3 separate regions of the Homo sapiens genome follow, and all the other regions are linked to region 1. A link is a loop called in an ENCODE intact Hi-C map of the cell type or tissue named here. Cell type or tissue: PC-3. All regions are shown on one strand. Region 1 overlaps TP63 (tumor protein p63). Region 2 overlaps TPRG1 (tumor protein p63 regulated 1). Region 3 overlaps TP63 (tumor protein p63).

Region 1 (8,000 bases):
AGTGAATTGTCAGAATAGTGTCTTGCCTTGTGTTGTAGCAGTACCATAATGACTGACAGCCTACAGTACTCTGACAATTTAAAAAATATAACCTGTTTTCTTTCATGTGGGTATAATGTCTCCAGTTAGGCCTATCCACTTTTTATGATCTTATACCAGCTGGATCCTTACACTGATGTATGGGCTTGAGCAAAGAATATAAGGCGGAGATAGGTAGGCTGATGGAACTTCCGTGATAGGAAGCTGTCATGTTGGTTTGGTGGATGGACAGAGGAAGAGCAAAAGCATGAAGGAGAAAAGTGGAAGAAGTGTGGAGGCCACTTGAAGAAAAGTAGTAGCTAAATGGTAGGCAGGACTCGAGTCAACTTTCTTCTGGAAAGTTTCAGGACTGAATCTGGAAAAGGAAAACACAGAACAATTAAAATTGATGTGCATTTATTGAGCACATACCTTGCACAAACACTACAATAGGCACCGTGGTAGACACTGAGATACAATAATGCATTTCCCTGTCCTCACTTACGAGGACAGGAAACAGACACGTAAACAACTAACTACTGCACAAGGTAGAATTCAGTCACAGAGGTCAGTTTGTCACAGAAATATGGAAGAAGACATTTTTGATTGGAGAGGAATAAGAAAGTTTTCTGAAATATTCTGAGGTAAGAAGTGAAGATTAGCTAGGTTATTAATAAGTCTTAGTCCACTAGGAGTGCTGTAACAAAATACCATAAACTGGGTAACTTACAAACAATAGAAATTCTCATGGTCCTGGAGGCTGGAAAGTCTTAGATCAAGGCACTGGTGGATTCCGTCTGATGAGCACCAGCTTTTTCATAGGTGGCACCTTCTTGTTTTGTCCTCACATGGTGGAAAGGGCACACAGCAGCTCTTTGAGGCCTTTTTTACAAGAGCACTAATCCCATTCATGAGGAGAGGCAGTAATGATTTAATCACCTCCTCAAAACCCCACCTCTTACTATCATTACCTTGGGGGTTAGGTTTCAACATATAGATTTGGTGGGGTGAGGGTGGGGACACAATTATTCAGATCACAGCAATAAGAAGACAAATATGGAAAGGTGTTTCAGATTGAAAGACAGAGTAGGCAAAGAGAAAGGTTATAAAATGCAAGGACTATTTCAGAAATGAAGGTAGGATTATGAATTATGTTTTATTATGAGATGAGTTTAAGCTCAGATCATTAGGTGTCTTCAGAACCATGCCATTGAGTTTGGGCTTTGATCTTGAGAGGGAGCCATTGAAAATATCTGAGATGTCAAGTGACATGGGGACATCTGTTTTTGGACTTAGGGGTGCTGGGAAATTCCACTATTGCCACATCTTAAACCTCTAAGAAAGAGCTAGGTTTGCCTGGGAATTCTCCCAGACCACCACAGCACAGACAGAGAGGTCAGATTGGATTTCCTGATTATTTGGCTTATGGTCAGATAGATTGAGATGCAAAAACCTCAAAATAGGCTTTATGGCCACTTCATCTCCATTTGTACCCCTGCCTTTGGGCTTTATAGCATTCTGTTTATTCTGTGTATTTCTGACACTTAACACACTGCCTGGCAAGTAACTACTCAGTAAATGTTTACTGAATGAATGGACAAACTACTAACTTGTTTCAACAGTGGGGAAGAGGCCAATTATCAGAGCTTGAGTAAACAATCTACACATGAGCATCTGGTTTTGAGCTGACAGACAACTAGCCTTTGATACCATCCTCTGGTCCTTGAGTTTTTGGATAAATACTTCATTTTCCTGAGCTGAGTTCTTTTCATTTGAAACGAGTTCATCTTATTCCAAACGTTTAGGGGGTAATCTCAAATGTACTTCATCTCCAATGAACTGATCCAGTTTTAACTTCAGAAAGTCAAGCTTCACATCTCCCAAATTTATTTGATTTTTGAATTTTGAAAAGATTAGAGACTGAAGCCTGCATAAAATAACAAAAGTAATTCAAAAAAGTGTTATATATACCATAGTTGAACAATTAAATTACAAGTTCAAGTCTAATCCAACTTTTTAACTTATAACATTATATTAGGTGTATATTCTGTGAATAACTTTATATCCCTCTTCATAATTATAATTGATGCTTTTATAAATTTTATAATTGATGCTTTTATAACTTTTATAATTGAATATTATTTCAATAAATAAGTCCATAATAATATAATAAAATAAGTAGCAAATCAATTTCTAAGTCTGAGAGGCTTTACAAATCACTAATTAGAAAATATATGATCAAGTGAAAAATTTTTTGTTCAGTATGGAAAGAGTGATTAAAACCTGGTCTTCATTCTCTCCAAAGTACGGTTTTAATAGTTTCTGTTGATCCTTAACACATCTGAAACCTAAAAGCAATTTAGACAAAGTTGGATTTTCCAACTCTTCATTTTATATGTGGTATTCACAGATCCTCAGTGCCAAATGATTATCTGTAGATGAATTAAAGACACCCCGTAAGTGGAATTGTGTGTATGTGTATGTATGTGTGTGTGATGCAAAGCGTCACAGGACCCTCATAAGGTGGACTTTGGGAAAGGTACTATTAAACCTCTAAGAGTTCTGCCTTCAAGTTCTATTATTCTCTGCCATGACTTTTGGGAAAGTGATCATGTTCCCGGTGTTCTGAAAGTTTAAAGAGACGTATGCAAAGAGATGAGGTTTTAGCAATCGCTCCAGAAATTATCCCATCACATAGTGTAGGCTCATTGCCTAAGAACAGAATATAACCGAGAATAATACAGAAATATCAATATCCAAGGACAAGTACCGAAAAACAAATCTTGTTTTGACAGAGGTCTGTTAAAGTGTATGTTCGTACACCAATTATGCGGAAATTTTGAGAAGTTTCTTTTCTGTCCATCCTAGTAATGTTTGAGTGACTTGGTTGTGACTTAGAGGCCTCCTTTTCAAGACTGTATCTCTCACTGATGTACACCACAGTTTCTGATAGGTTTTCCTTGGCTGGAGATTATCCTTACATCTTTCCAAAATTCTCTCAAATATGAGAGGCCTGGTTTCTCAGGAGGGAGTATTGAAGAAGGGCATACATAAATGACAAAGAGTTAATTCAGCTTGCTTCTCAGAGTTAGAGTCATTGAACGTAAACACACACAGACATACATGTACACATTCATATAAAAAGCATCTCTTTTTTTTAAAGTGCTGTCTAAAAAGCAAAATAGAACAAAAATCCAAGAACTCAAAAATTCTACACAACCAGAGAAGCACTGGGAGAGAAACAGTACTGTACGTTCAGCAAACTGTTTTATTTTCCTCTTGCACGTAGTTAGCTATATTTTTCCAACCTCCCTTAAAGTTAGGCATGGGCATGTGACTTGGTTCTAACTAGTGCAATACAGGCAGGGTGCTTCATGCTGCTTCCAGATGTGGCCCTAAAATTACCATCTGACCCTTCACTTGCCCTCGTTTCCTCCCTTTCTCCTCCCTTCTCCTCTCCTCTCTTTATCATAGGCTGAATAGAGAGGACCCAGAAGAAATCTTTGAGGCCCTAGAGGACTGCTAAGCCACTAGATGGAAGGATTCTAGACCTCTTAGTCACCCTGAGTAGGAAAGTCACACAAGAGAGCTGCCAGAAGGGAAATATCTGTGTAAGATTTTGTGTGAGAAGGCTGATTATAGCATTTGTTTTGAAATTACGGCATTTGTTTTTTCCTGTGGTTATCTTTTAATCTAAAACAGGAAGCATTGAGGGTATGTTCTGATCACTTAGAAGAAGATAAGGTATAACATCCAGATTTGATCTCTCTAAGAATGTGCTACCTTTGCTATTCTAGGGAATATTCCTTGATATAAACATTAAGACCTATTAGGTATATACATTTCAGCAAAAGATGATTGTAATTACAAACTGACATTGATGGTAAATTACTCTATACCCTTAATAAGGTCACGGGTTGTGAGTCTGAAACCGTCTCTCTGGTGGTTTGGGACATAGCCACCATGGTATGTAAATCTGATGCTAAAAATTGGAGCAGCTAGCCATGTGAAGAATTTGGATACTGTACATAAACCACAATGAATCTTATTGTGGAATAGTAAAGATTTATCACTGTATAAATTTCTGTGCACTGATTTGGTCTGTTTGTTTTTCTTTTGTTAGAAAAATCAAGAGACCATGAAATTGTTTGAGAAATAATTCTAAGTCTACGTGAGCACTGAGGCTTCAGGAACTGAACCATGCTCTTCTGTGCCCATCCCTTAGCTCATTATTCTCAGAGGGATGTGGATTTCACTTTCAACCACTTTAGCTTAGATAGTGATAACAATTACCTACCATTTATTCAGTACTCACTACGTACTATACTAAAAACTATATACATCTCATTTACTCATACAGCGATATAGCACATTAAATATTTTTATTCCTGTTCCACATATGAGGAAACTGAGGCTTAGAAAGTTTAAGCAACTTGGTTCAAGTCAAACATCTGTAATGTGGCAAAACCACATTTCTAAAAGTCATGTTCCTAATCAGTGCTCAATGCATCCGTTACTGACCTTTGTATTCTTTATCTGTAATTGTATTAGATACCTCCCTTTTATGTATAATGTCCAATTTTATAAAATATATTTTTATTTACTCTTGAGTGAGATCAAACCCCAGGGGATAGCATATTTGTTCAGGGCCATTTTGTTTTAATGATTTTACACCATAAAATTTGTTTAGATTCTTAGTCACTGGACTTTGTGGAAAGAATGTCATAATTTCTGTGCTGAATTTAATTTTAAAAAGCCCTGGAAATGCTACTTCCATGATCCCTTCCCTTTTAAAGAGAGAGAATTTGCCAATCATCTTTCTCACTCAGTCCCAACATTGGAATGGTGTCATTAGGAAAGGAAATTTTCAGCTTTCACATCAGTAAACACAGTGGAGATGCAAGAAATCCATAGTTCTTACTCGGAAAGGACTGCGGAATTTTATGATATTCTGAATTTTATAGCCCAACATTTTTAAAGGAACCAAAATAAACAAACAGTTCCTCAGTTGCATTCTTTTTCCCCTTTGGCACTAGTCTATCTTATCTGAAATTTTTTCAGTTCATCTACTTCATGATAAGCACTTTTCTTCTCCTAGGAAGAGCTATCAGAATCTCTTAGTATCTTTTTTTTTTTTAGATGGAGTCTTGCTCTGTCTCACCCAGGCTGTAGTGCAGTGGCGCAATCTCGGCTCATTGCAGCCTCCACCTCTCAGCTTCAAGTGATTCTCCTGTCTCAGCCTCCCAAGTAGCTGGGACTACAGGCGATTGCCACCGCACCCAGCTAATTTTGTATTTTCAGTAGAGACTGGGTTTCACCATGTTGACCAGGCTGGTCTAGAACTCCCAACCTCAGGTGATCTGCCCGCCTTGGGCTCCCAAAGTGCTGGGATTACAGGAGTGAGTCACTGCACCCAGCCTCTTAGTAACTTTCTATCTAATTCACACTATCAATTGCAACAACTGAAATATCAACATACACGTATACGAACTAAACAAATATGTACACACACACACACACAGTGTTTGCTGTCCTAAAGCTGCTCCCATGTTTCAACATCTCTGAAATTAAAGAGTTATTATCACTATTTAATAACCTTTCCAACATGCAAACACATGCTTCATCTGGATCAATCACAGATAATTTCATAATAAATAATGTACTAAATATCATCTTCCACACTGATCAAGAGACCAGCTTGAGAGAGTGTGTCATGTAACTTTTGACAAACACAATAACTTTGAATAATAATTTGCTTATTAGCTAAGATTTGGGAAGCTGACTGCTTCCAGAAGCATCTGGATGGGATAAGAAATGAGAACAGCTATACTGTTTTCATATAGCTATACTGAATTTGAATTTCTTTAAACTCAATACACTAAAAATATGACCTCACAAGCCTGTAGGTCACAGATAAAATCTGAAATTAGGATTGTAGACATCCTGATTAAATGAAGTTGGTCTCATTAACCAAAAGTAATCATGCTTGTTCAGTCCCTAAGCTGCTTAATGCTTCTGCAAAATCTGGGAATTAGGCTTGAGGATATCTCTTCTGTGCTGCATAAGCCCTTTCCTTTAAAGCAGTTTTCTTTGTGTTCTTTTTTTCTTTTAGCTTGAAATTGGACCCAGCCTCCAAAAGTCAGTCTTTACCCTGAGCTTAGAAAGGGAAGACATAGAGTTAGTAGTAACAGGAAACATATTAAATGCAAGGGATAGAATTAAAGAATGTGTTAATGTGGAAAAATGAGAAACCTTGCTATATAATCCACTATTTCTGTCAGACTCCAAGAATCTAAAATGGAAAATTATTCAAGAAAGATAACAACATAAGAGAATGCGCTGATGGAGGAAGGTCTATATTGGAAAAACAAAAACAAATGCCAATCTTTACAGAGGGTAACCTACAAGGATATATCACAAGCATCTACAAGTGATGGATTTTGATTCCCAAGTGTGTGGAGAAAACTCCTAGGGACAACTTTGCAGTGACCAGAAAGCCATGATTGAATAAGGGGACACATGTTCCTGGGATAGGAGTGATCTTGTGTTTATTTTGGAAAGAATTATTTAAAGGGAAAAATAAACCTGATGTATTAGTTTGTTTTCACAGTGCTATAAAGGACTACCTGAGACTGGGAATTTACAAACAAAAGAGGTTTGATTGACTCAGACAGAGTTTCACAAGACTGGGAAGACCTCAGGAAACTGACAACCATGACAGAAGGCAAAGGGGAAGGAAGGCGTGTTTTGCAGGGTGGCACGATGGGGGAACTACCAAACACTTTTAAACCATCAGATCTTGTGAGCGGTCACTCACTGTCATGAGAATGGCATGGGGGAAACTGTCACCGTGATCCAATCACCTCCCATCAGATCCCTCCCCTGACATGTGAGGACAAGATTTGGGTGGGGAGAGAGAGCCAAACCATATCACCTGAAAATACTGCATAAATAACATTTAGCAGGCTAAGTGTAAAGACCTTTATCACATCATTTAGAAATTCAATGTTTCAATTGTTAAAGAAACATGTAAACATATAATATTGTTAAGTTAGCCAACTAATATAAGTGATTCAGTTTTCCTTGGGGGTAGAGAACCTATACATGTAAGATGGGATTGTCATTTTTGGGAAAGGTGGAAAAAGATGGAAATTACTTTTGAGCTTTACTTTGAATCATTTATCTAAAAAAACAAAAACAAAAAAACAATGTAGCCTATACTTTTGGAGAGGGGTATATTTAACAGAAATAAGAATATAAAGAATATGTGAAGAACATAAAGAATACTTCGGAATATGAATGTCTCTAGCTCTTTGTGAGGAGCTCTGACATCTCTCAGACATAACTGAATGAAAAAGCACAAATTTCTCGGTTGCCGTAATTGAAGTGTAGGGTAAGAGGAAAATAGCAGCAAGAACAAAACTCACAGATGCAGACAAGGACAAAAGCCATAGACGCACGAAGGAAAAACCTGCCCACAGAAAAACGGTGTTCTCGGTTTGGTAAAAGTGAGAGAACTTGTTCTTTGGGAAGCCAGGCAGCTCCTAGCAATCACAACTTTCTTTTGTACATACTCAGATCATTTATTTTAAAACGAATCGGTAGCCTTTTTTGAAAATACTCAAACTTGTCCTTAGTTATAAGCTTCCTAATCTGCGCTTGCAGAGTCCATGATGCTCAGTTGGCTCTCCTTGATTATGTGCCCATATTCACTCTTTCATATCTATTCTTTTTGCATCCGATGTATCAGAAATCTGTTTATTCCTCCAGATTTCTTTTGTAAAGTTCTACCTGACCAATCAACACATCTAGTCCCTCCATTTTATGGCATTATCATGCCATAAAATGTTATCTTCGAGTCTAGTCCAGCAAAGTTTTTCTGTAAAAAAATCAGATTGAATATTTTCAGCTTTGCAGGCCATGCGGTCTCTGTCACAGCTACTCAGCTCTGCCGTCGCAGGTTGAAAGCAGTCATAGACTAC
Region 2 (8,000 bases), 410 kb before region 1:
CATGCTCATTACAGAAAGTAAGAATTTTCAAAAGAAGAAAAAGAGTTGTGTCAATAGTGTTAAAGTTCTATTGTGTCTTTTTCAATCCTGTTATATGCTTCCCACTCAGGTTTAGTGCCAGGGTAATGAACTGGAAAGAAAGCAGGCTTAATGTTATCCTTCTTAAGATTTTACTCTTCCTCTTGCCAGATTTGCTTTGCTGTTTGTAGGAAGAAGAACCAGAGCTAGACCAGATAAGCTCCAGATCCCTGCATCTGGCTTTTCACTTCCATCACTGAAGACATATTCCTGGTCCAGACCTAGAATCTGAGCACTGTTGGGAGTAGGCAACTTCTGCCAGCAATGCCAATAAATGTCCCCTTTGTTAACCAGCCCTCAGATATCCTCAATATTCCTACTTTACTAGTAGAGCTCATGGCTCTTGACCGGAAATCCAGGTCAGAGTTCTATCTCTGGGTCAGAAATATCTGGTTGTAAATCCTGGCTCTCACTAGTTCTGTGCCTTTAGAATTTTCATAATTCCTTTCTAATTTTCAGGTATCAACAATTTATGAAGAACAATGAGATAATGGATGATAAAATGTTTGTGTGCTGGGCACGGTGGCTCATGCCTGTAATCCCAGCACTTTGGGAGGCTGAGGCAGGCGGATCATGAGGTTGGGAGATCGAGACTATCCTGGCTAACACAGTGAAACCCTGTCTCTACTAAAAATACAAAAAAAATTAGCCAGACGTGGTGTCACACGCCTGTAGTCCCAGCTACTCAAGAGGCTGAGGCAGGAGAATCACTTGAACCTGGGAGGGAGAGGTTGCAGTGAGCCAAGATCCTGCCACTGCACTCCAGCCTGGGTGACAGAGTGAGACTCCATCTCAAAAAAAAAAAAAAAAAAAAAAAAAAAAGTTTGTGTTCTGTAAGACACTTTCCAGCTAGCAAATATTGAATGCCTAGTAGGCACTGTTAGAGGCTTCACATTTTAAATTACATTTAACACTTTATAGTATGTTTTTGAGAAAAATACAACTAATTCCACTTAACAGAAAATTAAGGTGCAGCAAGATTGGTAAACCTGCTACTCAGTGAAGTGGCAACCATCATTGAATCTGTTGAAGATAAAGGTTATATTTCATATAATGTTTTCCTCCATTTTTTTTCTTCTTCTGCCATTATCACCATTACCACCCAATCTTTGATTTTATCCTCTTTTGTGTTTGCCTCTAGTCTTCTTAATGACACCCAGCAGGAGGCTGACAGATAGCAAGGCCCAGCCCCACTCTTGGCCTGGAGACCAAGGAGGGCATCCAGCTTAGCCACGGGTTCCATTCACCTCTGAACACACTATGCCTCTTCGTTCTCTAGTTTTGCATCTGGCAATTAGAGACAAATTTTTTCAGTTAATTAAACCACACCCTACTGACTCCTCAGTGACTCCTCACTAGCTTCCATGTTAGGATTAGACTGCTCTGGACCATGCACTTTTCTGTTTAATCACAGCACCCTCCCCTGCAACCTCTACCAATTTCTGTAGATTTCTTCTGGACTGTCTGACTTCACCCTGCTTGCTCACATGTAGCTCAACTGGACATAAATACAGTCACCACAAATATACAAATTATGGCACATAGCACACATACAATTTTTCTTATGTGGATCTTTGTTCTTATGATTTCCTGTCTTCAAAGTACTTAATGCTATTTTCTCATCAAAAGCCTTATATCCATCAAACCCCAGCTAAAAGGCCCCATAGTTATAAAATCATTAGGCTGCTCTGAGTTTATGGAAGGCTTGTTTTATATCTTTCGAGGTCCTTGCATGCACTTGGTACAAAGTCAAAGATCAGTAAAGACGTATTGAATGAATGAAGCCTTTTTTGATACCTTTAACTATGAGAGATTGTTCCTTCTTCTGAATCCTCATCACAATTGTATCCGGAGCAATTTCCCTGGACTTCATGGAGGATTTCTATGAAGGATTTACTTAAAATGTTCCCACTTAAATTAATTATTCATTATTGAGGGAGTTATACCCTAAAAGGTTTGAAGGATGGATCAGGGTGTGAGGCTCCGTGTACAGAATATGACAATGCCAGTGTCTGCCGAAGTATGACTCTAGCAATGACAACATTTCATGTCATCCTCATCAGTGGAAAGAAAGTTATCACTTTTAATCCTAGGATGACATTTGTTTCTTTCTGACAGACATGGACTCCAAATAGGCCATTTAGATGCTCACAACTTAAAGTAGCATCCAGTTTCTTCTCCTTTGTTCGAAAGTTATTTATTGTCAACTTCATTGGATTAGCTTTCCATTTAAATGGCATCTGAGAAAACACAGCTTTTTCTAATAACTTGTTGCATTTTCCTTAGAATAAATGGCCTGAGAAAGAGGGTATTTTTATCATTTGCCCATCACCCCAATAACAGTATGTTCCTAGTTTCCCTGTCAATAGAAGTTTCGAAAAAACAAATTAGAAAAAGAGCAGCTAAAGTCAGGAATGTTGATAGCAGCAAGAAATGGCAGCCTGATGGTGATGGAGGAGACAGCTGACATAAGAACCAATAAACTTAGCAGTCAAGAATCTTTTAGAGCTTTAGGCAAATAGTCTGACTCTTCATATACAACAGCTGGCTTTCATAAAGGGAAGCAGTATAGGAAAGTATTATAAGGGTTTTGAGTATTAATTTGGGTAACATTTAGATTTCAGTCTATATTTGGTGAATTTAAGGAGCCAAGGACACAGGACATAAATGATGAATAATAACTCCCTTCTAGGTCTTAAAATCTGGGTGTTTTTTTGGATAACTTTATTAAGTAATTAAAAATAGCTATTTTTAATATAAGAAAATAAGTATGTAAGTTTGAGAATGACTTTCATCCAAATTAATTCACTGAGGAAAAATACTTCTCTGTGTTATTTAAGTGAAACCCAAAGGTTGGTAATCCTCTGCTCTGATGGGTCAAACACGTTAGGTTTGTGTAGAGTTAGAGTGTCCTCTAGACACTATCCAATCCAGTGCCTTCTTTATTTTATAAGGAGGGAATTGGCACATCAAGAAAAGTGCCCAGTCTAAACCACAAAGAAAGTGACTATAAATGCAAGGATTTGAACCACATTTTTTTTTGACTACCAGTCCAGGGAGCTTACTACCATAACATGTAACACTCTAAAAATGGAATAATATGACATTCAAATTGACAGGCATCCTAACTTGGTCTGTAAACTCATTCATTCACCTTCATTAAACAAAAATTCATTAAGTGGTTTCTATGTACCTGGCACTGTAAGCAGCCATGTTTATTTCAGCATAAATATTTACTGCACAAACACACATATATTCCAACATTGTGAGTCATGAAATCTTAGGTTGGACCTTTGGTTTGGAAACTTTGTCTTCCTCTCTTCAGCCATGAACATGACCACCTCTAGGACAAGCACATTTAAAGTTTCCCAAGCAGATAAACATCTCTTTTAAGGACTTTCAGTTTGGGAGATTCCGTGACCATTTTTGGTAACCCTTTTTATAATTATTCACTCTCACTTGATCTAAATTCTGCTCTTGATTTAACCTCAAGTCTTTTCTTCTGCAGGTTAAGATCACTTTTTTTCACCTTTTAGGAGAGGAATGTTCAGGTCTTAGTATCCTTCTGAGAATTTCTCATATTCATTAAGTTATCCCTTGGGTTAACTCTTGTTTTTTTTTTTTTTTGTCTAACCAGCATAACACAAATTATTCTGGTCTTTCAGCATAGATCTTAATTTATTGGGGGTAGAAAAGGATCTTACAAATGATCTAGTTTTAACTACCTGATATTACAGATGGATCCCCGGAGCCCGGAGAAGTAAAAGGTTCAAGTTACCCAGTTGAATAGTGGCAGATCCATCTTTTGAACCCAGGCCTTCTAATTCTCACTCAAGGTTTTTACAATGACACCACAATGCCCCTGAATCTTTTTTTGATGAACATTGCCGATCTGCTTTATTTATTACTTACCTCTGCCTCAAGTAATATAACCCATACAATTTCTTGGTTACCCTTGCCAGTAAGTGGTTAATCTCACTGAGCTAAAGGCCCTGGAAACTTCTGGGAGGGAGCCAGGTGAGCAAAGAGAGCAGATAAAGGCAGCACCTGCCGATGGGTTTGGAACAGCCTGGGGACATGGAGAGAATGTAAACACATTCTGCAAATCTTATTGTCTGACTCTGTGCCAGCGTCTTTTGGGTTCTTGTCATGGAAAATATTTCCTCTGAGGTCATTCAATGAGCAAAGGAGCATTGAATACCCTCCAGGGTGCCAACTCTGTCCCTGCTTTTGTCCAGATTAAATAAGCAAGAGACTAACATTTCATGGGCCTAGAAGTCTGCCTTTCAACAATACTTGCTCTAAGGTAGGGGGAAAGGAGACATTAAGAAAATAGATCATGTTGTTCTGAGTTGCTCTCTCCCCATCGCCCGCCCGCCTCCTCCCACTCACAGCCTCCCTCTGTTTGCTCACCCATACTTACAAGCACACGCCCTGCGTTTAGAGCAAGAGTTAATGTCTGTGCTTCCTCATAAATCTCGGTTTGGTGCCTCGAGCTATGTTTTTAATTCTGTGGTGGAGCTTTGAGATTTGAGATGAGTAGAAAGGAGGGGCAGCTGATGGAGGTAATAATGAAAGCTGCCATCTTTCCTTCTAGGGAGCTAGGTGTCCTCATTCAGTTTTGCTAACAGGTAGGTTAGTGCCTTAACAGAGACTCTTTGGAGGCCAGGGTAGAAGGAGAGTGAGAAGTCCAGGGAGAGGAAGCCAGCTATGTTGCCCTATGCAAGAGGACCTGTGGCTTCTCTCTGAAGAAAGAAGAATGCACGGAATGAGTATATTAACTCAGACTGAGGACTGACTGGCATATTTTCTAGCTCAGCTAAAAACAACTTGGAGGAGAGGAGTCTTTCCTGTCAAAAATAATTTATTCTCTTACAAAGTTGGTTATCAAAGAATGTGTTTCCTTCTTCCAACCTGTAGCTGCTTTTTGTGTTGTTAAGCCATATTTGTTTTTCATGACTGTGTGCTTTGCCACTAGTATGAGCAGTTTCTACTGTATAAAACTCACCCCTTCAGCATGTCTTTGCTTTTTTTGTGTGTAGAAAGCAAAACTTCTATTGGTCTGCTATGATGATTTAAAGTAGTAATTGCTCTGGTCTTCTATCCTGCCAACAACGGTGTTTGAGTAGAACTCTGAATCTGAGTCACTGAGTGAAACATGTAATTAACATGACTAAAGTAAGAACTGTGATCTTTGAAAACTCTAGTCTCAGTTACATATCTATAAAATCAAAGAATTGGAAACTGACCTCTCCAAAAGGCCTTCCAACTCAGATAGTTTAGGATCCTAAACATCCATGACTATTACAAACCTTCTTCCACCAAGTCCTTATGGGACCCTTCCCCTGCCTCTGCCTCTTTCTGGGAGGCTTTGGAACTTACTAGAAGTAAAGAGTACATTGTCCTTCTTACTTCCACTACTGTGGGAATGGAGGCCAGATCCAGCTGTTTTCCTTGAGGATAGAAAGTGGGAATAATTGAAATAAGTGATCCTCTATTTCTGAAATGAGACTTGCAAGTTTCTATTTGTGCTTTTTGAGGTCTGGGAACAAATTGATAGTAAAATCGGCTCATAGATTGTCAGATCATGGGCTTACAGAGTTCAGGCACTGAGTCTTATTCCTTTCTCTATACCCTGCATAGAGAATGTGCTAAGAAAATGGTGGAATTGAAAATGGAGAACTTTGGAATGTTTTAGAGGATCAGCTCTGAGGTGATTTAAAAGATTACTTTTAACCCATCAGAAAATATAATTAAGAAGTTAGGCTTATTCAGACTGAAGAAAAGAGAATTGAAGAGCTTATTTAAGCTATCTGAATGGAAGTTTTTCTGATGGATTTAGATTCAAGTAGAAATCTTACATATGAAAACATTGATGGAAAGCAGAAGCTGACACATAAGAAGCATCCTTGGACCCGGATACAGGTGGAAGAAGAGGTATCAATAGGTGAAGACAAGCATAAAACATCCCAATACTTCCTCTGTGCTAGAGATTTGCTTCTCTGGTTTTGTTTATGTCCAGTGATTCTGGTGTTTTTCCTTTCCCTGCCCCTTTTTTAAAATTACATTTCACTAGTGGTTCTTGACTTGATGATCTGATTAAGTCTGGTGATATTCTTTAACTTATTTCCTGTAACTACATCTATGTCTTCAAAAGTAGCTCAAAATTACTATATGGGTTAAATAAAATAAAAAATATAAGATCTCTAACAGTACAGAGTGGGTAGTATGGTTCATAGTAGACACTCAATATATGCTGGTGGGACAGTGCCTTACAGAAACAAAACTTTTTATCATCCGTTATCCTCCTGTTTTTCACAAAATTATTGTGACCTACAGATCAGAAAGGTGGTGTGAAATGCCCAAAGACACAAGCTAGTGAAAGTCATGATTTATACCGAGTATAATTTCAGAAAGAAAACTTCCAAATATTTATTTGCTTGATAATTTGATGTTGGCAACCTTTACTTAGGACTTTAATTAACCCATCATAGCAGCTCAGTGAGAAAGACCCAGTCTTCTTCTTCTTTTTGTTTGAGACAGAGTCTCGCTCTGTTGCCCAGGCTGAAGTGCAGTGGCATGATCTTGGCTCACTGCTACCACTGCCTCCTGGGTTCAAGTGATTCTCCTGCCTTGGCCTCCCAAGTAGTTGGGATTACAGGCTCCCACCACCACACCCGGCTAATTTTTGTATTTTTAGTAGAGATGGGAGTCTCACCAAGTTGACCAGGCTGGTCTCAAACTCCTGACCTCAGGTGATCCACCCACCTCAGCCTTCCAAAGTGCTGGGATTACAGGCGTGAGTCACCGCACCTGGCCAAAGACCCAATCTTCTCACCCTGACAACTTAACTTGTTTGTAATTGTCTCCTTCACATCCAGTGCTTCCTTATTTTCCTATAGTCTCAAAATTGCTCATATTGAGTATATTTAAGAATGCATAGTTTGTTTTGAGACAGAGGTTTTCTTCTGATAACTGACTGGGATCCGTAGGCAGGCTTTTTTCACCCATGAATGATGACAGCCTCCTCAGAGCAATTCTTTTAACTTTGTGTCTATTGGAAATAAGGCTATGTTATGCAATAGCAGGGCTTTAGCTTTGAATATATTTTGTAGCCTTAGCCCAGAATGGTGAAAAGACCCCTGAATGAGGTCTCAGGAAACCAGGACTCTTGCCAGTTCATCCCTGTCTTGTAGTGATGCTTTGGGAAAATTCTGGTACTTTCTGAGTCTCAGTTTTTTCCATCCACAGAAAGGAAGCACTGGGCTATAGCTTCCAAGAGCCCTTCTAGCTCTGACATTCTACAGTTTATAAACCTTATCTGCATTTCCACTGAGAAATAGCTGATTTGTGCTTTTCCATGTTTGTAAAATGTTGTGGTAGGTCCTGAAAGCCTCTTGGAATGATAGGATAGTACTTGCTGTGACCTTTGCAGTAGAGGACTTGTTCTGCTCAGTGGGGCTAATTAGATGCTTCTGAACTAGAGAATTCATACCCCAAGACTGCTTATGGATGTTGTATGTCTGCAACCAGATGATCGTTACTGGCATCATGACCACCTACACTATTCACACAGCATGACTGAGGTCATGGAATGTCTCGATATAGAGATTCTAAAGAACAGATGAGGAAGTCCTGTTTTTTTCTAAATATGGGAAGACATATTCAGAAGATTCAGAAAGAGAAATGATTCAGATTCAGAAAGAGAAATAAGCTTGCCCATAGTCACGCAATGTTAAGTGTCAAAACCGAGACTGTATCACAGGACTCCCGGACATCCAGCTCACTGCACTTTTACTCCACTCTGTCGCCTCCCAGGATTTCTTTCATGTGAGTACGTTACTATTAAATAAAGTATTTCTGGTCATAAAGGCATCTGCAGTCTCCACGATTGTTCTAATGGTGTTTGACAAAAGAGAAGA
Region 3 (8,000 bases), 110 kb after region 1:
TTTGAGACAGTCTCTCACTCTGTCACTCAGGCTGGAGTGCAGTGGTGCCACCTGAGCTCACTGCAACCTCCCCCTCCCAGGTTCAAGCAACTCTCTGCCTCAGCCTCCTGAACAGCTGGGATTACAGGCGCGTGACTCCATGCCCAGCTAATTTTTGTATTTTTAGTAGAGATGGAGTTTCACCATCTTGGCCAGGCTGGTCTTGAACTCCTGACCTTGTGATCCACCCGCCTCGGCCTCCCAAAGTGCTGGGATTACAGGCATGAGCCACCACGCCCAGCCCTATTTTACTTTTATCTATTGTCAATGACTACATTGAATACTTTTGTATGCAAATGTAACAAAGGCATATTTTGCAGTTATTTATACTTTATGTCTGAGAATTATCACATAATTTAGCAAACATTAACTCATCTGTTTACCTTTTGCTGTAAAAGCTAGAGCAAGTGATGTAGATGGGGACAAGAAAATGACTCACTCAGCCTCAGAACCACAAGGAACTATAGACTTCTTGCAGTCTGGTTTTCTCTTCAAAAAGCAATTAAATATACGACCATTTGTATAAGTTTCCACAATGCATTCATATTTCAGAACTGATTTCTTACCTAGCACGGCATGGATTTCAGTTATAATGTTTCTCCTTGCACAAGCATGGTAGACATGGGGTTAGTAGGTATAAGAATGCCTCTGGGAACAATCTTTTAAGGTTTTATAGACTCTTTTCTCTCACCACTCCCCCAACCTAAGTGTAATTGTCATCTTAGACACTTTGAGTTTAGGGGTGGAGATAGGGAGAGCATCATCAGAAGGGACAAAAGGAGAAAGGGGAAGTGAAATGGTTTGTTGGATACTAGTGAGTGGAGCCTTTTACAGAAGTACAATGCACGCATTTTACATTTGTTAGTTAGATGTTTTCTAAGATGGTTTTGTAGCTCTGATGGTATATTTTTATGGATATAAACTTCTAATATGAGGAAGAGACCCAAACCAATTCAAATAGCATGTTAAAATTCAATCTATCTACAATCTTCACGTCCTTGATTATTACATTCTGTAATCTCATGGGTATTTTTGCTTCCAAATATAAGGACATACCTATTATTTCCTTCAGTTTTCTTTTTAGGAGAGTTGACTGAACTATTTCAGGAAAGAAGATGTCTTACTTTCCTTTGCCTAGTAAGCCTTGCTGCTTTTTGAACACAGTGCATTTTCTTCAAAATATACCCACTACTTTAGGTGGTCTTAATGAATGAATAATATGTAATTGTGTATACTTTTCTAAAATTCTTTGAAACTTCCAGGAAGGAAGGTCTCATTAAATATCTATTTGAATTTTAGTGAAAAGAACAAAAAAAAGCAATAACAAATTAAGACCTTTGATTCATGTGTACTAGCAGTGGTTTTATTTTGGTAGCTAGTGCTGTGATGTAATTGAAGCAGTATTTTCATATAGAAGCATTTTTTACTTTTATGTTCTTTCTACTTGTTAGAAGTATTCTTTTATTATGGTTACTTTTGAATGTATGTTTCCCTTGCACTAACTCAGAATACAGCCTCACTTCACAGCGCTTAGATTTGATTCCTGCATTCATACTGTTTGCATTTGAGGGTCCTGGTGACTGCAGTAATCTCCACCTCCTCCAGAGCCAGAGAGAAAGAAATGGCCACAGCTACTTTGTCATCTTTTGTCACTGGTCTCAATAGAGGGTCAAGCGTGCTTACCACATGGAGGATGCTTCAGAACAACAAGGGAAAGAATTAGAGTGTTGCCTGGGTACTGCCCACGCTGCTATATGAACAGTGAGAGAGGTTATATTTTCCTAAGCCTCGCTTAAAGCATTCCCAACTAACAGATTTTCTGTTTCTAATGGTTTGAACTTTTGTTTTTAAGTTGTTATTTGGGCATGTGGTTGTAGGGCATAGATTATCTCCTAATTTATTGCTTTCTTAATTTGACATTGGAATTTAGACTTCAGAAACAAAAAATGCAATACTTTGAATTATCTTCTTTCCATAAGTTCCTGATTTAAAATGAAAATGTCCCCTTAACTGCTAATTACGAGATATCGTATAAAGCATATGATACTTACAGTATATCTTTTTTGGTTGTTTTATAAGATGAAGATTACAAATATGATATTTAGCACATCCTGGCTCTTCTTGAAAGCAGGGACTATGGCTCTTTTACTAAAGGACAAATAGTGCCTAAGGAAACAGGAGGGTGTAGGAGAAAGAATTCAGCTTTGTGGTCAGATAGACCTGGGGGGTTGAATTTCACTTCTCTCTAGCTGTATGGTGTTGGGCTAAACACTGTCTCTAGAGCGGCTTCCTCACCTTTCAAATAGGGATGATACTCCTTTAGGTAACGATGTTATTGGTAGGATTTGATATAATAAGTATAAAGTGCCTAAAACAATGCCTGTAAATGGTAATTTCTATTAGGATGGATCATAGATTTAGGATTAGAATTTACACTAAACCTACCTTATTCATAGATTTGTCCAGAATCATAGCAGGAAATCTACTCCATAAAGTAGCTCTAGCCTCTGGTGCCTAGTAGAGGTGATGTATTAGGATAGTACTTTAAAACTTTTACCCCAATTAAGAGCAGAGGAAAATGAATGGCTAGATTAGCCATCCTGAGGGTTTAATCTGAAATGGTCCATAGAAGACATATCATTTTCTTTCTGAAAAACTTATTTCAACTTTGCATTCAAATATAAATATATATTTCAATATAGGTATTTCTTCCCCTCATTAAAAAGTCTTTAAAATTGTTGTTCCAGGAAGATGAGTAGTATTTATCTTGTAACATTGAGTTATTATACCCAGGCGCACTACCAGGAACACTTCTGATGTACAAGTGCCTTCAATAATTGTTTCAGAAGCACAATTTTGAGATAAGTTAAAGTGCCCTGGGAAAGAGCATTGTTTATTTTTGGAGCCTTAGCCCAAAATGACTCGGACTCATGCTACAAAATGATAACGCTCTTCATCAGTTGTATAGAGCTCCTTCTTTATGGCCAGCTTTCCTAGAGATATTTTAGACTTCTTTAGATGTCCCCAAAGGCACAATAACCACGTAAGAAGGGAAGCCACAGGAAGGCAGATTGCAGCAGAAAATGAATGGTCAGGGTTCTCTAGGGGTGGCTGCACTGCCTCCAGTGGTGGTGAGTTCTCCACCTCCAGAGAGTGAGACACCCTTGACTCAAGTTTTAGATGAGAGAAACAATCAAGCAGCCTCTGAAGTTCCCCTTGAATTCAAATTCTTTGCATCCAGAAGAGAAGTATTTTGTGACCAGAAAGATACAGATTGACTGCAATTGACCTTTTCTATGCCAGACCATTGGTTAACTGAAGAGAGTAGACTCTCCAGACAGGCAGTGGACTCAGCCTACACCAAAACACACAGCAAGCCTTCTGTGCCTTTCCCCAGGACAGTGACTCTTCTTTTCTCTCTGAAGCTGTGGTTCTATGTAGGAAACTACATAGGGTGAAGCTAAAAGGTAGGATGGGCCAGCCTATGTAGGGTAAGGCTTTTTAACTCTATCGCATGGGCAGTGTGCTGACATTGCATACTTTTTCAGCACCTCTTCAGATCGGTATATAAAGTAGATTAACCTGACAGCAGATGGCGGTTGGTTGGAGGGGCCTGCAGTAAAGGAGAGCAGTTTGGAGAATGCCACGGCATGCAGACGCACACTGTGGAGCTGAGCACTCAGTCGGTGATGTGGCTCACTCACCAGGGGAAGGACAGAGGTGAGATAGGGCAAGAGTCAGTTGCTGAAGTCACTACTCCAAAGGGCTAGATAGAAAGGTAGGGAGGAGGAATGGAGAGCCAGAAAAGGAGCCAAAATGATTAGCTATTTTACTAGAGCAGGTCTGTCCTAAAGGCTTGGCTGCCATTCTCTAGCTGGGACCTTGACGAATCACTTCCTCCCTAGTGCCTCAGTTTTCTTGTCTTCAAAATGAGGATGATGCTACCTATCCTGAAGGGTTATTGTGAGGATTAAATGAGATGATGGGGTGAAAGTGATTTGTAAACTAGGAAGTCTATCATGCAAACCGCATGATAGACTTCGGATAGAGGCAGCAGGTATACCTTTCAGCTTTCTGTCTTGCCAAATGAACATTTGTATCCTCTCACCTGGTGTCCAAGATGAAGGTGCTGGTTCAGTGAGATAACTCTTATCCAGCCTAATCTCAAGACTTCCTTTCATGCTCTCTCTCTCACACCTAGCAATAAATGCCAAAAGCCTAATAGCCCCCCAAACCTTGATCGTTTCAAGAGGATCCTTTCAAAGGAAACCTGCCTTTCCTCTCTCCTTGAGGAGAAACCAAAGCAGTCCAGTGAATAAAATTCATATTTTTCTCCCAGGCTGATTGAAATGGCTGGCCGTGGGAGCCCAGGGCCTTTTTGTAGGACTGTTTTATTTATTTATTTTATTATTATTATTATTTTTTTTTTGAGACAGAGTCTCGCTCCGTCACCCAGGCTGGAGTGCAGTGGCACAATCTTGGCTCACTGCAACCTCTGCCTCCTGGGTTCGAGCCATTCCGGATTCGAGCCATTCTCCTGCCTCAGCCTCCCCAGTAGCTAGGACTACAGGTGCCTGCCACCATGCCTGGCTAATTTTTGTATTTTTAGTAGAGTTGGGGTTTCACCATGTTGGCCAGGCTGGTCTTGAACTCCTGACCTCAGGTGATCCACCTGCCTCAGCCTCCCAAAGTGCTGGGATTACAGGAGTGAGCCACCGTGCCTAGCCTGGACTTTTCCAATTAGGCTGTGCCGGGGCTGCTGTGAAACTGTTTTCCTGTGAAGACAGTGATTTTCTCCTTAGGGTGGCTGCTGTCACACGGCACTGCCCCTTTCCTTATAATACTTGATCACAGACACAGTAACATCTGTGCCTAGATCACAAGCCATACTTACTCAGGACGATTTTCCTCTTAAAGCACCAGGGAGGGAGAGGCCCTTGTCAGAATTCTCACGACTGAATCATTGCCATGAGCTAATGTCTCCAGTTTTATGAGTCAGTGCTGGCCCAGGCATCGGTTTTGTAGGTTTAAAAAAAAAAAAAAAAAGACATGGGTTAGACTCCCCTAATATCAGTAGCTTGTTCAGGGGGAAAGCAAACTGAGCTATCATCAGACAGCAGCATTTTAGAAATCAGATGTTTGGTTCCTCTCCTCTGTAAGGATATAGAATAAGTGGAAGAATTTCAGAATTAAAAATAATAGTAATAAAAGCTCTCTGATTTGTGCGTGTGTTTTGTTTTGCTTCTGGCAAAGAAGGTAAAATGGTGTGTTTGGGAGATGAATGTTCTTGTAATAGGCAAGATGTAGCTTGCAGGAGAACATCTGCAACAAACCCTTATTCTGCATGAGATACAGCCAAGACCTGTTTGTGTGTTAGTGCCTGTTCAAACATGTCTAATTTTTAAAATGATTTATAAAGTTTTGGAGGAATCACCTTAAAATGTTATTTCCTCATATAATAGGCATATACATTCACAGCGTGGTGGCTAAACTATACACCCTGTTGGAGTTTGAGCAGTGCCAATATTGAGCTAAGTGATATAAAAATGGTTATCAATATGAAGTAGATAGAAAAGTATTAGGAATATCTGCAATCATTCGTGAGTCTACCGATTAATCCAGCAGCAGGCAAAAATAAATTATGCTTTCCACGTTTTTAAATGTTCTTGGTAGAGAATTTATGCAAAGAATAAAAGGGAAATACATGGATATTTGCTTCAAAATACCCAGAGGTATTGCTCAAAACTTGATTAAAAATAAAATAACAGAATTGGGGATGGACGTCAATAAGAAAGAATAAGCTTAAATAATATCAGTATCTATTAAACAACATGATTTTTAATTGTGTCTTCTCTATTCTTTCCCTTTATCATATATTTACACATAATAGGAAATGCCTTTTAGGAAAGATAGTGGAAGCCTTCTCTTTTGTTTTTAACAGCCATTGCTTATGTAGTGCTAATGCATCTTCTTAAATCCACGTGCTTTAAAAAAAATAATATTTTATGGTAGTCATGTACTTCTCAACACATCATTTGGAAAGAAAGTTAGGGGTATGCGCTGTAATTTGTACCCAGTATTCAGAGTTTACAAGAAAGATTGCTCTTCCCTGCAGCCTCTCCACCCTTCCCCCTCCTTCTCTCTCTCCCCCACTTGCTTCTTGCTCCTTGTTTCTTTCTCTGAAGAAGGACGTGAGCTACATGGAGGACAGGGCAGAAAAGGGAAGAAAAAAATAGGAAATGGTGAGAAAAATATTAAGGACATTTAAAACTTAAAGTTTTATGGTTCTTTTTAGCTAAATGAATCTTTTGAGCTTCCATGGGGGAAATTAGTGTAATTAAAATTTTCTAGTTCATAAAACCAAATCTTTACATACTGACTGAGCCCACTGTAAGTATTGACTAAGGCAAGGACAAATGTTATCCTCTGACTTGGAAAATTCAAAAGAAGCATTTTGTCTCTTAAATGAAGGTAGGTTGATTATATTTGATGAGCTTCTTGGAAAAGGCATTGATTAGTCCACATCCAGAAATTTAACTTCCCTTTTGCTTATACTACTTGAAAAATGATTTTATGGACACCGTGATGTAAACAATGAGTCTCTCTAGGAAGGGATACTGTGTATATTTTTTGTTTTATTTTTAACTTTCTGGCATTCCAAGACACATACAGTTTTTATTTGAGGGAAATATTCGTAAAATAGAATACGAAGGAACTATTCCAAAGTCAGGAGTTGAGTGAAATATCCCAATTAAAAAACTGAAAGGATTGTTTATCAGTAAGTTGCAGGATATGTGTAGAGCTCCACAACATGAAAATTCAGTATTAATAATTTTGGCTTGAAATATTTTCAGTTCTATCTCCTTATAAGCTTCAGAATTACTAACCACCGAAACTGGTGTAACTAAGAGGACGCATAGCATGAGTCTCATAGGATCTCTCCAACTGGTGCCTTGTAATTTTGTATGGTATGCATGTGCACACATGTCCCAAGATGCGTTTGTTGAGGCTTAGTTGAAGGCCCCATACTATGAGGTCTCAAATGTTAGAGTTCACTGAACAGCACCTTTAGTTTCAACATGCATTTTCTAAGCACTGGAAGGTACACATTGAAGAAAAACAGATATAACTCCACAGTTGACTAGCTGGGTTGACTAGGCAAGTGACCTGATGCTTCTGAGACTCAATTTTCTCTTCTGTGAGGTGAAAATAATCTCCATTGAAGGCTTTTGAAAGTTCAATATATGAAGCCCATAATATAGTTCCTGCCACTGAGCAGGGCCTTGATAAATTGTGCTAGTTATTATTAAGGCTAGACACTATTGGGTAATTATATTAATAGATAAGTTAGCCCTTTCTCAAAGAGCTCACAGTCAAGAAGGGCAAACTGATAAACCTAGTTGTAATTTAGTGTGACAGGTGCTATAATCTGTCTGGAATGTTCCCCTAGCCACCACCACCTCTGTCTGCCATGCAGACTCCTACTTATTCTTTAAAACTCATTGGAAGCATTAATTGTAGATGAACACTTGCCTTGTGATACCCACCCCCCACCAGCTCCCCCTTACAGACACGTACTCAGGAGTTCAGAGGCAGTAGCTTTGACCTTTCATCTCTGGGTCTTAGTGCTGGCACATATAATGGGTCTTAACAAATATTTTTCAGGTAATACCTATTACCTAAACAAAGTGGAATGTAGTACAGAAAACTGATTTTGCTAGTTTCACAGAAAACTTTGCATTTAAAGTTGGGCCTTCAAGGATAAGCAAAGTCTTGGGAAAAATAAGAATAGATATTCCAGGTAGAGGGACCAGGGTAAGTAAAGGCATGGAGACATGAATGTGTTATGTAAGTCTAGGAGTGGGAAGCAGTTTGGTATACCTGGACCATAGAAAGTTTGCAGGAACAGGAGTAGCAGGAAATGAGGCTAGAGAGAAGTCCACAGAGCCAGATTGAGATGG

The links. Peaks named below come from ENCODE experiments on the same cell type or tissue, not always from the same donor. Only the 100,000 strongest peaks of a DNase experiment are listed, where the experiment ranks them.
Region 2: it touches region 1 in a loop (7-fold over the local background); 1 of 110 quality-filtered maps calls a loop at or near these places.
Region 3: it touches region 1 in a loop (4-fold over the local background); 1 of 110 quality-filtered maps calls a loop at or near these places.

What each region holds. Positions count from the first base shown.
Region 1 is chr3:189,711,661-189,719,660 of GRCh38, forward strand. The region is part of intron 1 of TP63 (tumor protein p63); the gene reads left to right. Among named protein-coding and RNA genes, the nearest start is that of TP63, 84 kb to the left of the region's middle. In PC-3, a CTCF peak has its summit at 677; DNase peaks (open chromatin) are centred at 1,641, 3,581 and 4,091; H3K27ac peaks cover 4,191 bases.
Region 2 is chr3:189,300,427-189,308,426 of GRCh38, forward strand. All of the region lies in intron 4 of TPRG1 (tumor protein p63 regulated 1), which reads left to right. Among named protein-coding and RNA genes, the nearest start is that of TPRG1-AS2, 64 kb to the left of the region's middle. RefSeq lists an enhancer at 7,492-7,551. In PC-3, no CTCF peak of the experiment used is centred here; DNase peaks (open chromatin) are centred at 3,375, 4,225, 4,525 and 5,185; H3K4me3 peaks cover 1,809 bases; H3K27ac peaks cover 3,480 bases.
Region 3 is chr3:189,819,767-189,827,766 of GRCh38, forward strand. The region is part of intron 4 of TP63 (tumor protein p63); the gene reads left to right. Among named protein-coding and RNA genes, the nearest start is that of MIR944, 6.2 kb to the right of the region's middle. In PC-3, a CTCF peak has its summit at 3,172; DNase peaks (open chromatin) are centred at 455 and 4,985; H3K27ac peaks cover 2,691 bases.